Regions from separate parts of the Homo sapiens genome. Here regions 1 and 2 are each linked to region 3. Evidence: chromatin contacts called from ENCODE Hi-C data. All regions are on one chromosome and are shown on one strand. The core of a region is the stretch at or near the end of the contact, and the rest is flanking DNA. Distances in the headings are between cores, read along the strand shown. Region 1 overlaps LOC105375988 (a long non-coding RNA gene). Region 2 holds the start of HAUS6 (HAUS augmin like complex subunit 6). Region 3 holds the start of HACD4 (3-hydroxyacyl-CoA dehydratase 4).

Region 1 (4,251 bases), core at 115-2,614, 1.5 Mb before region 3:
TAGAAGAAAGACATGGTCTTCTTTGTCACATGGGCCTTAGTCCTAATCTCATTTCTTCTAAGTAGTGAGATGACTTTGGGCAAGTCATTTGACTTCCCTAAGGGCTCAGTTCCTGCGTCTGTTAATGGGGTACTTCTACTTGCATAACAGGGTCCTTCTGAGAGTTCTGGCATCAGTGCTCAATTGGCAATAACCTCCTTTGTCCTGCACCTCCTGCCAAACAACCTATTTCTCTTAATCCCTAGATCACCTGTATTACTAGAAGCTCATTTTGAGCTTGAAGGTCTGGCCAGGAGCAGAGGGAATCACCTTTCCCTCAATGGTAGAGAGGGGAATTTGTGATATCCTGAGATTCTAAGATTGTGATACCTGCCCAGGCAGGGAGGGGATAGGCTTTGCTTCTTCTGCACACCTTGCCTTTATCTCAACTCATTTCTTCTCTCAGTCACTGCCTGAAATGAATGAGTGTGTTGAAATGAGTAATATTTGGAGTTTCAAATGAATAATTGTTACATAAATCATTAGTTCTCAAATTTTAGTGGACATCAGAATCACCTGGAGGGCTTGTCAAAGCACGGATTTCTGGGCTCCACCCCCAGAGTTTCAGGGTCTGCAGGTCTGATGTGGGGCCTGGGAATTTGTGTATGCATTCCCAGGTGCTGCTACTCCTGGTGGCGGTCTGCAGTGTACCTGAGTCATGGAAGCTGGAGCATTTTTATAAGCAAAGATTAAATTGTATCCTTGCTTTACACAGAGGATACCCAGCACGTTCTTGAGGGCATGAGAATTCCTTATAACATTGTTATAATTGTGATTTCATTGTCAAAATAGAAAAGATTCACCCCGATTGTGGATTATAGATTATCTTTGTTTCCTTCATTTTTTTTTTTCTTTTTACAAACCCTTGTATCAAGAAGTGCTGACTTACAATAGAGGACGGCGAGGGAGCTGCTCTGCTACATACAAAATTCCCAGCCAGAAGCAGGTGGTCTACCAGTGGTTTACCACCAGGTTCCCCACAAAACTGGCAGTGCATGAATGGCATAGATGACGGTCTCCAAGCCAACTGCAGCATGTAGATTTCAGTGCCTGCTTTTGCATTTGTATGTACAATCACATTATTACCAAGCAATTTCCAGAACTGGCAACATTTGACTTTTGACCTAGTGTTTCTCAAATTGTCTCTTCCCTTTCTGGTGATACCATGGCTGTAGCTGGACCCCTGGGCCTTCCCTATCCCTGCTCCTGTTTTGTTACTCCCAGGCTACTTGGTGGGAAAGTGAGACATTTCATTTTCAGGGCATTTTTGGTGGGTGAGCGTCGTAATCTACGATTTTGCCTGTAGAGGGCAGCAGCACCAAGAACTTCTGGCTGCATTTTCAGTGTCAAGCGTCAGCCTGGTATCTCTCTGTTCCTTCCATCCCTCTTGTCACCTTGCCCTTTTTTTCTGGAAGTCACATCTAAAAAAGATATTTGCAAAGTACCCCGGTTGCCTCGGCAACTGGTGCTCAGGAAGGCGGCCTGGGGTGTAGCAGCGGTGTTGGCTGGACGCCCACCTGCTTTCAGCGTGGCTGAGGGGACTGCCCCCACCCCACAGCCTGGCCACCTGGCAATGCCCAGTGACTGTGGGAGGTGGCTGTCTGGGAAGCCTGTTCTCGCTGCCGACTTCTGGGGCTTTGCTCGCACATATCCTCTTTTGCTTTCTTGTCCCCAAAATGCCTCTTCCCAGAAAGAATCTGAGTCAGTCTCTCGTCATTAGATTAGTTCCTGCCAAACTACGGCAGATGTCAAAGCAGCTGATAGGAAGATTATGATTCTCCCTTTCGCAACCCCAACAGAAAAAGCGGAGTAAAGAACCCGAGCGGAGAAGGTTGTCAGGCAAAGTTCCGATGAGGAGGGAAGATGGTTCTATTTTGGCAGCTCAGTAACCATATTCCCATTCCCTCTGCCCCATTCAACATGGAGATGCAGGAAGGAGTCCCCCTTAACTCCCTGTCTGAACAGCCCAGGATCTTTGGATTTAATGTTGCCTTAAAACAAGAACAGTTTCCTTTCTTTCAATAGACACCCCTTGACTTGGCCCACATGCTTGTGGATGTAATGGATTTTCTGAGGAGTATTTTTCCTGGTCTAGTGCTGTCTTTCCTGCATGAACTCACTCATACTCTCTCAGTTGCACACACGGGTTTCAATTTATCTTCTTCCTGTCAGACAGCACCTGTTCTGTCACAAGTGAGCGATAACTCCTGACAATTTCTTCTCCTGAGGCTCACAGGGAAGGAAGTTCTCTGAACCTCCTGGTTGAGGAGCCACTCTGCAGTGGTCTCAGGAGTTCATTTGGTTTGGAACCCTCCTAGTGTAACCCTACTCTTGTCCCGGAGTGAACCCTTTCTCCTTAAGGAGATGGCACAAGATCTTAGACACATCTTAGATCCAAGACCCCAGACAAAATGGCTCAGTTCAGAAAAGACTCAAGTCATCAGGATGGTAAAGTGGGCTCAGGAAGTCCTGCAGCCACCTGGGCATCCTTTGTGGGGAAGAAGTCAGCAGTGGCCCCAGGAAAAAAAACTAGATCAAATCCAGGGGGTCAGGGCAGAAGTGGCCTGGCCTTGTGTTGTGCCAAACCCCTATTAACCTCAATAGGGAAGGCACTAGGTTCAGGAGGCTGAAGAAGAGACTCAGAGCCAGCAAAGGAGACATGGTGTTTTTTTTGGAGATGGAGTCTTTCTCTGTCACCCAGGCTGGAGTGCAGTGGTGTGGTCTTGGCTCACTGCAACCTCCGCCTCCTGGGTTCAAGCGATTCTCCTGCCTCAGTCTCCCAAGTAGCTGGGATTACAGGCACGTGCCACCACACCCAGCTAATTTTTGTATTTTTAGTAGAGACAGGGTTTTACCATGCTGGCCAGGCTGGTCTTGAACTCCTGACCTCCGGTGATCCCTCCTGCCTTGGCCTCTCAAAGTACTGAGATTACAGGCATGAGCCACCATGCCCGGCCAATGTGGGGGTTTTATTAGGGGCTCACATACAGGGGAGAGAGTCCAGTGGTGGTGTGCTGGACAAGATAGCCACCTTACAAACAGTCCAGTGGCAGCAGGCTGGGCAGGAAAACCGTAACTGCTTGCAAACAGTGTGCAGTTTAAATAGCGTTTTCACCTAACACCCTCCCCTTAATGACCTCCACCTGGCAACCTTTGTTTAGCCCAAAACTCAGGGCCTCAATCCCTTGTATGGCCCGCATTCCATGGGATGGGTGGGGGGCTCGGATGTTCATCACTGATAAGGTATGAATCTCCAGGTTGGCCATGCCGGATTCCTTAGCTTGAAACACACATTCAGATGTGTCTGCCATACAGGGTCATCCTCAGGGTCTGCTTATGTTATTGCTATCAGGTGTGTTTACCCTCCACGCAGCATGTATCATGCAGCCTGTATCAGCCACAAGTGTCCAGGTGGGAGAGCAACTGGTGGGGGCGCTGTGGCAGCGGGCAGGAGGGAGGGAGGCTGACTGGTGTTGGAATGCCTGTGCCTCTCTGTTGACTGCCTTTTCCCTCCTGGGTTCTACTTCTCTGGTCTCTCACGCCAGGCATCCCCTAAGTCTTTCTTTCCCATCAGAACTTTCCTCCTTTCACACTGAGGTGCAAATGGTTGATAACAGTTGAGAGTGACAGTTCCTGAGAGCTTTCTCTGTACTACCGTTTTAAGATAATTGTTTATAATAGAAAATGTCAATCATGTAGAAACAGAATAGCATAATCGACTCCTGAGTAGCCATCATCCAGCCTCAACGATTAACTTACAGCCCACCTGGTTTCTTCCATACACCTAGATTACTTGGAAGCAAATCCAAGCCATTTCTTTTCAGTATGTGCAGAAGGCTCTCTTAAGTCCCAATGTGACCATGCCACAAGCTGGTGAATGACATCTGGTGGCAGGATAGGGTCCATGCTACTCCCTGGATTAGAACAGGTCCTCTGCAATCTGGTGCTGACATCTCTCCACTTCCCAGGAGTCCCTACATTTTCAGCTATGCTCAATGTTGTTCTCCCAAACATCACATTTAAAAAATCCACCACTTAGAACTCCTGACCTCAGGTAATCCACCTGCCTCAGCCTCCCAAAATGCTGAGATTACAGGTGTGAGCCACCGTGCTTGGCCTGGTCTTGCCCTTACTTTCAATGGCAAAAACAGCAATTACTTTTGCATCAAGCTAACACTATTTTGTCTTCCTCTGTGGACAGTGAAGTGGTTG
Region 2 (4,167 bases), core at 863-3,362, 1.9 Mb before region 3:
ATGGATGGGACTGGAGGTCATTATCTTAAGTAAAATAAACCAGGCACGGAAAGACAAATATCACATGTTCTCACATGTGAAAGCAAAAAAAGTGGACCTCATGGAGGTAGGGAGTAGAATGGTGGTTAACACAGTCTAGGAAAGGAAAAGGAGAGAAGGAGGGAGGAAGAGAAGTTGATTAATGGGTACAAATATACAGTTAGATAGAAGGAATAAGTTCTAGTGTTCAATAGTACATAAGTGAAACTATAGTTAAAAATAATTTATTGTGTATTTTAAAATAGCTAGAAAAGAACTGAAATGTTTCCAACACAAAGGAAAGATAAATGTTTGAGATGATGGCTATCCCATTTATCCTGATCTGATCCTTATACATTGTATAAGTGTATCAAAATATCAAAATTTTATATCCCCAAAATATGTACAACTATGAACATAAATAAAACAGGCCAGGCTCGGTGGCTCACATCTGTAATCCCAGCACTTGGAGTGGCCAAGGCGGGGGGATTGCTGGAGGCCAGGAGCTCAAGACCAGCCTGGGCAACATGCCGACCCTAGGCATGGTGCCACGCACCTGTAGTCCCAGCTACTCAGGAGGGTGAAGTGGGAGGATCGCCTGAGCCCAGGAGTTGGAGGCTGCAGTGAGCTGTGATCGCACAACTGCACTCCAGACTGGGCGACAGAGTGGGAGACCCTGTCTCAAAACAAAAAACAATGGCTCATATCTATAATCCCAGCACTTTGGAAGACCGAAGCAGGAGGATTGCTTGAGCCCAGGAATTTTGAGACCAGCCTGGGCAACATGGTTAGCTACTGTCTCTAAAATAATAATACTTTAAAAAAATAGAGGCCGGGCACGGTGGCTCACGCCTGTAATCCCAGCACTTTGGGAGGCCGAGGCAGGTGGATCATGAGCTCAGGAGATCGAGACCATCCTGGCCAACATGGTGAAACCCCGTCTCTACTAAAGATACAAAAATTGGTTGGGCGTGGTGGCAAGTGCCTGTAATCCCAGCTACTCGGGAGGCTGAGGCAGGAGAATCGCTTGAACCAGGGAGTTGGAGGGTGCAGTGAGCCGAGATCGTGCCACTGCACTCCAGCCTGGCAACAGAGGGAGACTCCATATGAAAGAAAAGAATTCCTCTTGGCCTACAGTGGGAATGATTAAATAGAGATACTGGCTAAAGTTGATAAAACAGAAGTGGAAAAAGTAGGGAAGGGGCTTTTACTTTCCATACTTTTCTTAAAAGGGTATTTGTTTTTAATACCCTTCTCCGTTGTTTTATGCTAACTCCAACATGCCTTACTAATTAAAAAATTAAAAATTATAAAATTAAACAACCACCTTCAAAGGCTCCCTTGAGTCCAAAAGGTGTTTTGTACATATGGTTCCCATGCTCTTCCACTACCACCCGCCATCCCTCCCACTACTTCACAGACCACCCCTCCACCACATAGGCAGAGTTAAGCTGCTCCTCCAGTCTTGCACTCTCCCCATCTGCAGACTTTTGCACTCCCCTACAGAGCGCTTCCGGCACTCTTGCATTATTTACTGTCTGTCTCTGCCCCTAGGCTGGCAGCAACTGGGAGTAGGAACTTTGGAGCCAATGCCTGGCACAGAGTAACTGCTCAACCAATTCTGATTAATCAACCTCCGGGGTCTACAAAAGGGGGAGTCCCCCGGCGTCCCCCGGTTCAGGCTCCCTCGCCCCGCCGGCCCCGGCCTCCTTACACTCCGAGGTGCGTGTGCGACACGATCTTTCCGCAGGCAATGGTTGCCGGGCCTGGCTCGAAGCCGAGCGCCTGCAGATACATCCAGAGATGCTCCTTCTCGAAAGCGGTGACCGAGGCCGAGCTCATCCTCGCGGTAGGCACGGTGGCTGCAAAGAAAGAAAGCGCAAGCCCAGGGGACTCGGAGGGCCCTCAAGATCCCTCCCTACGGTCAGCCTGAGGTCGCGGTGGTCCTTCCATTGCCAACGCCTGCTCCTTTCACGCCCAGAGCGATTTCGCCTCAAAGGGCCTCACAACCTCCGGGAAATTGAGTTTCTAACGGTATAGTGCGGCCACCACTGCCTCAGCGAAGCCACCACAAACCGAGACTCCCGCCCTTAAGGAAGAGCAGTGTGCGCCGGCGCCGCCAGGCGTCCGAGGGAGGAGGGACTTCCGGCAAAGACTATATCTCCCGCCATGCAATGCGTCCTTCTCTCCTCCCTTCCGGCCATGCCCAGCCAAGAAACTGCAAGACCCACCGGGCATTGCGCGGCCAGCGACTTGCTCTGCGCTTGCTTAACCGCTGTCGTGCCCAGATCCTCGGGCCTTCGGGTTTCTGATTCTTGGTTAGTGGGGTCCATTTGCTTGTGTATCCTAGTTGTTACGTCACAAAAAAGCCATAAATGGAGCACTATGCCTCGGTGTAGAGTTAAAGCATTGGTTCCATCCTCCGCTATGCTCACTGTGACTCTAATCAAGTCACGTAATCTCTGAGCCTCATTTCTGTCGTTAGCGAAATCTATGTCCTCAAATGCCGGATGTTCCTTTTCCTGCTTTAAATGAAATCTGGCTCTATACTCCCCTGCAGTCCTGCAGTCTTTTTTTTTTTTTTTTTTTTTTTTGAGACGGGGTTTCGCTCTTGTTGCTCAAGTTGGGGTGCAGTGACGCGATTTCGGCTCACTGCAACCTCCGCCTCCCGGGTTCAAGCGATTCTCCTGCCTCAGCCTCCCGAGTAGCTGGGATTAACAGGTGTCCGCCACCACGCCCGGCTAATTTTTTTGTATTTTTAATGGAGACGGGGTTTCACCATGTTGGCTGGCTGGTCTCGAACTCCTGACCTCAGGTTATCTGCCGGTCTTGGCCTCCCAAAGTGCTGGGATTACAGGCGTGAGCCACTGCGCCTGGCCGCCTGCAGTCCTCTTAATTTTTTTTTTTTTTTTTTTTTTTTTTTTGAGACGGAGTCTAGCTCTGTCTCCCAGGCTGGAGTGCAGTGGCGCAATCTCGGCTCACTGCAAGCTCCGCCTCCCAGGTTCACGCCATTCTCCTGCCTCAGCCTCCCGAGTAGCTGGGACTACAGGCTCCCACCACCACGCCGGGCTAATTTTTTGTATTTTTAGTAGAGACGGGGTTTCACCCTGTTAGCCAGGATGGTCTCGATCTCCTGACCTCGTGATCCGCCCTCCTCGGCCTCCCGAAGTGCTGGGATTATAGGCGTGAGCCACCGCACCCGGCCCGTCGTCTTAATTGACAGCTGTTGCCTACCACAAACCCCACTGACAACAGGGCCTGGAAGTGGATTGGGTAACCTGCTTTTAAGTCTCATTGCTACCTCTGGCAATGATTGTCTCCTGCCTCACTAAAATCACCTTAATAAAAGAGAGAGAGGCGGGGCACAGTGGCTCACGCCTATAATCCCAGCACTTTGGGAGGCCAAGGTGGGCGGATCACCTGAGGTGGGGAGTTCGAGACCAGCCTGACCAACATGTAGAAACCCCGTCTCTACTAAAAATACAAAATTAGCCGGGCGTGGTAGCGCATGCCTGTAATCCCAGCTCAGCTACTCGGGAGGCTGAGGCAGAAGAATCGCTTGAACCCGGGAGGCAGACGTTGCAGTGAGCCAAGATCCTTCCACTGCATTCCAGCCTGGGCGACAAAGTGAGACTCTGTCTCAAAAAAAAAAAAAAAAAAGAGGAGAGAGAGAGAGAGAAAGAAAGAAAAGCCACTAAGTTGCCCAGGCTGGGCTCGAACTCCTGGGCTCAAGCGACCTGCCCACCTTGACCTCCCAAGGAATGAGCCACCGTGCCCAGCCTAAAAGCACCTTTTGAAGTTTATGCTATCACCCATAGCTTTTCATTATGGAGGTCATCTGTAAGATCTCTGACTCCATTCTGGTGGTGCACGCCTGTGGTCCAGCTGCTCAGAAGGCTGAGGTGGGAAAATCACGTGGGCCCTGGGAGGCTGAGGCTGCAGTAAACTGTGATTGCACGACTGCACTTCAGCCTAGTGACAGAGCAAGACCCTTCTCAAAGCAAAAGAACAGCCACAAAAAAAAAATCTCTGACTCCTGTCGACAAAAAGAGTCAAAGTCTGTAAAATTGTTGCCGGAAAAAACAGAGTCCTGATCCAGACCCAAAGAGAAGGTTCTTGGATCTCGTGCAGGAAATAATTTGAGGTGAA
Region 3 (4,222 bases), core at 941-3,440:
ATCACTGTACACATGCCCTTTAATGTACTGGCCAACCTGAGAAAGCAAAAGAAAACTGTTTCATATCAGTCTTTTATCTGGTTACCCCCAAGTACATATCAGATTTTGAAGGGAGCCATAACCTACACTACCCGCTAAAGTAAATACAGATGCTTCTTCACTTATGATGAAGTTACGTCCTGGTACACCCCATCAGCTGAAAATATCATAAACTGAAAATATCATAAGTTGAAAATGCATGTAATACAACTGATCTACAGAACATCACAGCTTAGCCTAGTCTACCTTAAACTTGCTCAGAACACCTACATTAGCTTACAGTTGGGTGGAATCATCTGGCAACACAGTGCACTGTGGAGTACCGGTTGTTTACCTTCCTGATCATGCGGCCGACTGGGAGCTGCGGCCTGATGCCGCGGCCCAGCATCATGAAAGGATATCATACCTGCACATCGCTAGCCTGGGGAAAGATTAAAATCCAAAATTTGAAGTACGGTTTCTAATGAATACATATCATTTTCACACCATCACAAAGTTTAAAAAATTGTGAGTCATGGACCATCTGTATAGTGAGTTTGCTTAAAACCAAATATAGTGCTTTTTCAAAATCTGCTTTCATCTTTGATAAAGTTCTAACCTTGCTGCTCACCAAGGAATAAAAGAAACCACTGCGAAGGTGGCTTTGAATATTCTTTAAAAAAACAAAACAGGCTGGGCGCGGTGGCTCAGGCATGTAATCCCAGCACTTTGGGAGGCCAAGGCGGGTTGGATCACTTGAGGCCAGAAGTTCAAGACCAGCCTGGCCAACATGGCAACTTACAAAAAAAAAAAAAAAAAAGCCGGATGTGGTAACGTATGCCTGTAATCCCAGCTACCTAGCTGCTCAGGAGGCTGAGGCAGGACAATCACTTGAACCTGGGAGGTAGAGGCTGCAGTGAACCGAGACAGCGCCACTGCACTCCAGCCTGGGCGACAGATCAAAACTCTGTTCTCAAAAATAAATAAAAAATAAAAAACAAAACAACAACAACAACAAAAAATCCATGTGTGCAGAGTGGTTGACATGTCACTATGTGTTCCAGTAGCTCAGCTTGCTAAGTGCAGAACTTGAGACACAGTGTTTTAGTTCTGAAGGGGGGTAGGGATGGGAGTAATCCAAATGTTGGGTAATTCAGTAATTGGACACACCTGACTTTTGAACACATTATGTGATTGAGGTTAGTATTAACATCTTGCCACTGCCTATTAACATTTTGCAAGGGTAGATAGTTTCCTTCATCAGATACATATCGAAAGCAGTTTAGTTGCTCATACCAGAAGAGGGAAGTCAAGCTGGGTTTAACAATGTGTTGTGAGTTGCTGGGGAGATGACTAAGAGAAGATTGACAGATAGATGGTTTGAGGGAGTTAGGAAAAGCACTGTTTGAAATGTTCCCTGGGAGTTCAGAAGAGTGACGGGAGTGGCCCTGCCAGTGTGGTCAAGATTTACTCCTCCTTGAAGATGTGAAACCTCCTAGAAACAAGGAAAATAAGCTGGGAGGCAGAATGATTTTTATTTGGGGACATCCTCCCCTATAAAGGCAGGAACTGCTAAAGGGTTTGGGAAGAGGAAATCCTCCTTCAGCTTGTATCAGAATTACCTGGCTTGTGGGTTAAACATATACACCCCCAGGCCCTACCGCTATATGACTGAATCTGTTCCCCGCCGGAACTAGGCCCTGAAATCTATACGTGTGATAGGTGTTTCCACGGCTGTTACATCTAAAAATCACCCCGCAACTCTGCGTCTGAGAAAGTCAAGAGAAGGCTCCTGGGGGGAGGGAAGTACTGGCAGAGGGCTCACAAGGGCAGGGGTAGCCATGCAGCCTGTCCTTCCCATTCAACTGTAAAATGGAGAAAATAACAGAGCCTGCTTCCTAGGGTGGTCAAGAGGGGTAAGTTAGCAAATACCTGCATGAGCTCCAAGGGGTGCCTGGGCACGGTAGCGCTGCGCCTTGCTGGCGGGCGGGGGGTGCCGCCCGCCCGCCCGCCGCAGAGGGGAGCTCCCGCCTCCAGGCCCTCCACCCGCGCCCCCTCCCCTCGGGATTCGGCCGAGCGCCCTACCTGGGCTGCAGCCAGGCGGGCAGCGCCAAGGGCCCCATGGGCCGCCGCCGCCAGGGCTTCCAGCGCGGTCCAGGAAGGAGTACCGGGGAGGAGGCAGGGGCGGCCCCGCGGCTGGGCGCGGAAGGGCGGGGCCTCTCCACACTCAGCAGTTTACAAAAAGAAAAAGCCCGAGGTCGTGCGTTGGGGAAGAGATGAAAACGAAGTTCTCGAAGTTTCTGCAGCACTGCTAGAGCGCGTCAGGGCGCAAGGCTGGGAGGCGGCTCGCGTTCCCGGTGGGGTTACCAAACTCTGGTTACAGCTTCCTAATCTTTGTGTTGAGACCCCCTTGCAAGCCTTCTGGAAATTAATGCATCTGGGCGATTTCCGGGGCCTCCGAACTCGCTGAAGCCCATCCCCAAACCTCCCGAGATGAGTGGATTCCAGGGTGGGCTCTGCTCAATGCCCACCGGTGAGCCAGGTTCAGACACGAAGCTTGTGCCGGGCGCAGTGGCTAATGCCTATAATCCCAGCACTTTGGGAGGCCGAGGCGGGAGGATCTTTTGAGCCCAGGAGTTCGAGACCAGCCTGGGCAACATAGCGAAAACGCGTCTCTACTAAATGTACAAAAATTAGTCGGGCATGGTGACGCGGGCCTGTGGTCCCAGCTACTCCAGAGGCTGAGGTGGGAGGATCGCTTGAGCCTGGGAGGTCGAGGCTGCAATGAGCCAAGATCACGCGGCTACACTCCAGCCTGGGTAACAGAGCGAGATCCTGTCTCAAAAAATAAATAAAAATAAAACGAAGTTTGTAGCACACCTCCCCAACACTTTTTCAGCTAGGGGCCTGATTCCTCTTCTATCAGGCCTCCCTGCTCTCTAATCTCCCTTGGGTTCTCACTGGTGCCTGCAAATCTTTATTCACGTTGTGTTAATTTCTCTAGCCTATGCCCAGCACTGCTACAACCCCTTCGTGATCTCTCAGGCTTATGACATCACTGTCTCCGTACACAGATGACCCACCCTCCTGCTTTGCTAATAAGATCCAGCCCATCTTCAAGCTCCTCTGCCCAGAAAGGGAAACGTTAAAACAAAAACAGAAACATCTAAGAAGGCACTTGCAAGTAAGTGGGACAATGGCACCTGGTTTTGGAGTTGGAAGTTAGCGCCCCCATTTTTACCAAAAGGGAAGTTGAGGCATTAAAAAAATGTTAAGTCACTTGGCACAGGTCACACAATTGATAAAATGGCAGTATCAGAACTTCAAGGTTGGTGGGATTTCTTGTTTGTTTCCCATTAGGCCGTGGCTTCCTTTTTTCATAGTCCATTCCATTCACTATGCCTACCTCTCACCTCTACATTTCTCTGCACCTTCTCTCATACCCTGCCCTCAGTCGGAGGTTAACCCCAACTTTGTGTTTACCAGTCCCTTCTCAGACTCACTGCATCAGTAGTTAACCATCGCCTCTTCTTGCATCGTCATCCCCTCCTTTCCATTGGCTTTCACTGCACTTTAGGGACATAGACAACTCTCTCTTAGCATATAATTAAACATTGTATTCTTTCTGTTTCTCTCTCAATGGAATCTTCTAATAACTCCCTGCCTGCCTTCTCTGATCAGGTGCTTCTTTCATTTCCTACCATCTTCCTGTTCCATAATACCTTACAGTTTGACTCTCCTGACACTGCTCCGTCCGCGAGCATGTTAATTTTTCGCCGAATCCCTATCCTGTATCACCTTGCAGGATGATGCCCCACGGTCCTTGCTTTTACAGAACATTTGATCTAAAGGGTAAACTGGTGGCTAACCCATTATCAATGCTATCTCTGATCAGGTTAAGCAGCAAGAGAGAAAGTAAAGTCCCAGATGGCCTGCAGTGGGGCAGGAGGGAGAAGGTGGAAAGCCTGCCCAGAAGAATTGATCCTTTGTCACCAAACACAGCCCCTGCATCCACATCCTCATTGACAGGTCTGCTGCATTTTACCAGTTCTGTCTGTCTGCCATTTACCCCTGAAGTTCTACATATTCTACGTCTCTTGCCTTATGTCCCTTCTGTCTCTCTGGATGGGTCTTCTTCTCCTGCTGTATTTCCTCAAAAGTCTGCCCTTAGTCACCATCCATTTGTCACCATGTTATCCCTCAG

What was found. A loop is a pair of places that touch in the nucleus more often than their neighbours do. Pooled maps may share reads with other maps.
Region 1: a loop to region 3 is called in a pooled map, with 2.0 times the contacts of the local background. The contact joins the enhancer-like site here to the promoter of HACD4 in region 3. A Hi-C loop is called at or near these places in 2 of 50 pooled maps.
Region 2: a loop to region 3 is called in a pooled map, with 6 times the contacts of the local background. The contact joins the promoter of HAUS6 here to the promoter of HACD4 in region 3. A Hi-C loop is called at or near these places in 5 of 50 pooled maps.

What each region holds. Positions count from the first base shown.
Region 1 is chr9:19,491,932-19,496,182 of GRCh38, forward strand. All of the region lies in intron 4 of LOC105375988 (a long non-coding RNA gene), which reads left to right. Among named protein-coding and RNA genes, the nearest start is that of MAP1LC3BP1, 31 kb to the left of the region's middle. RefSeq lists an enhancer at 1,052-1,575. Within about 2 kb of position 1,365, at least 13 of the 41 ENCODE cell types and tissues checked have a DNase peak (open chromatin) inside an H3K27ac peak, as active enhancers do.
Region 2 is chr9:19,100,792-19,104,958 of GRCh38, forward strand. It overlaps HAUS6 (HAUS augmin like complex subunit 6), which reads right to left and starts at 2,113. Exons shown (of 17, transcript NM_017645.5): 1 at 1,733-2,113. The coding sequence starts at 1,860. RefSeq lists an enhancer at 1,792-2,355.
Region 3 is chr9:21,029,450-21,033,671 of GRCh38, forward strand. It overlaps HACD4 (3-hydroxyacyl-CoA dehydratase 4), which reads right to left and starts at 2,191. Exons shown (of 7, transcript NM_001010915.5): 1 at 2,104-2,191. The coding sequence starts at 2,141. It overlaps LOC105375989 (a long non-coding RNA gene), which reads left to right and starts at 2,193. Exons shown (of 3, transcript XR_007061435.1): 1 at 2,193-2,551; 2 at 3,023-3,202; 3 at 3,914-4,222. RefSeq lists a silencer at 1,967-2,326 and an enhancer at 1,970-2,530.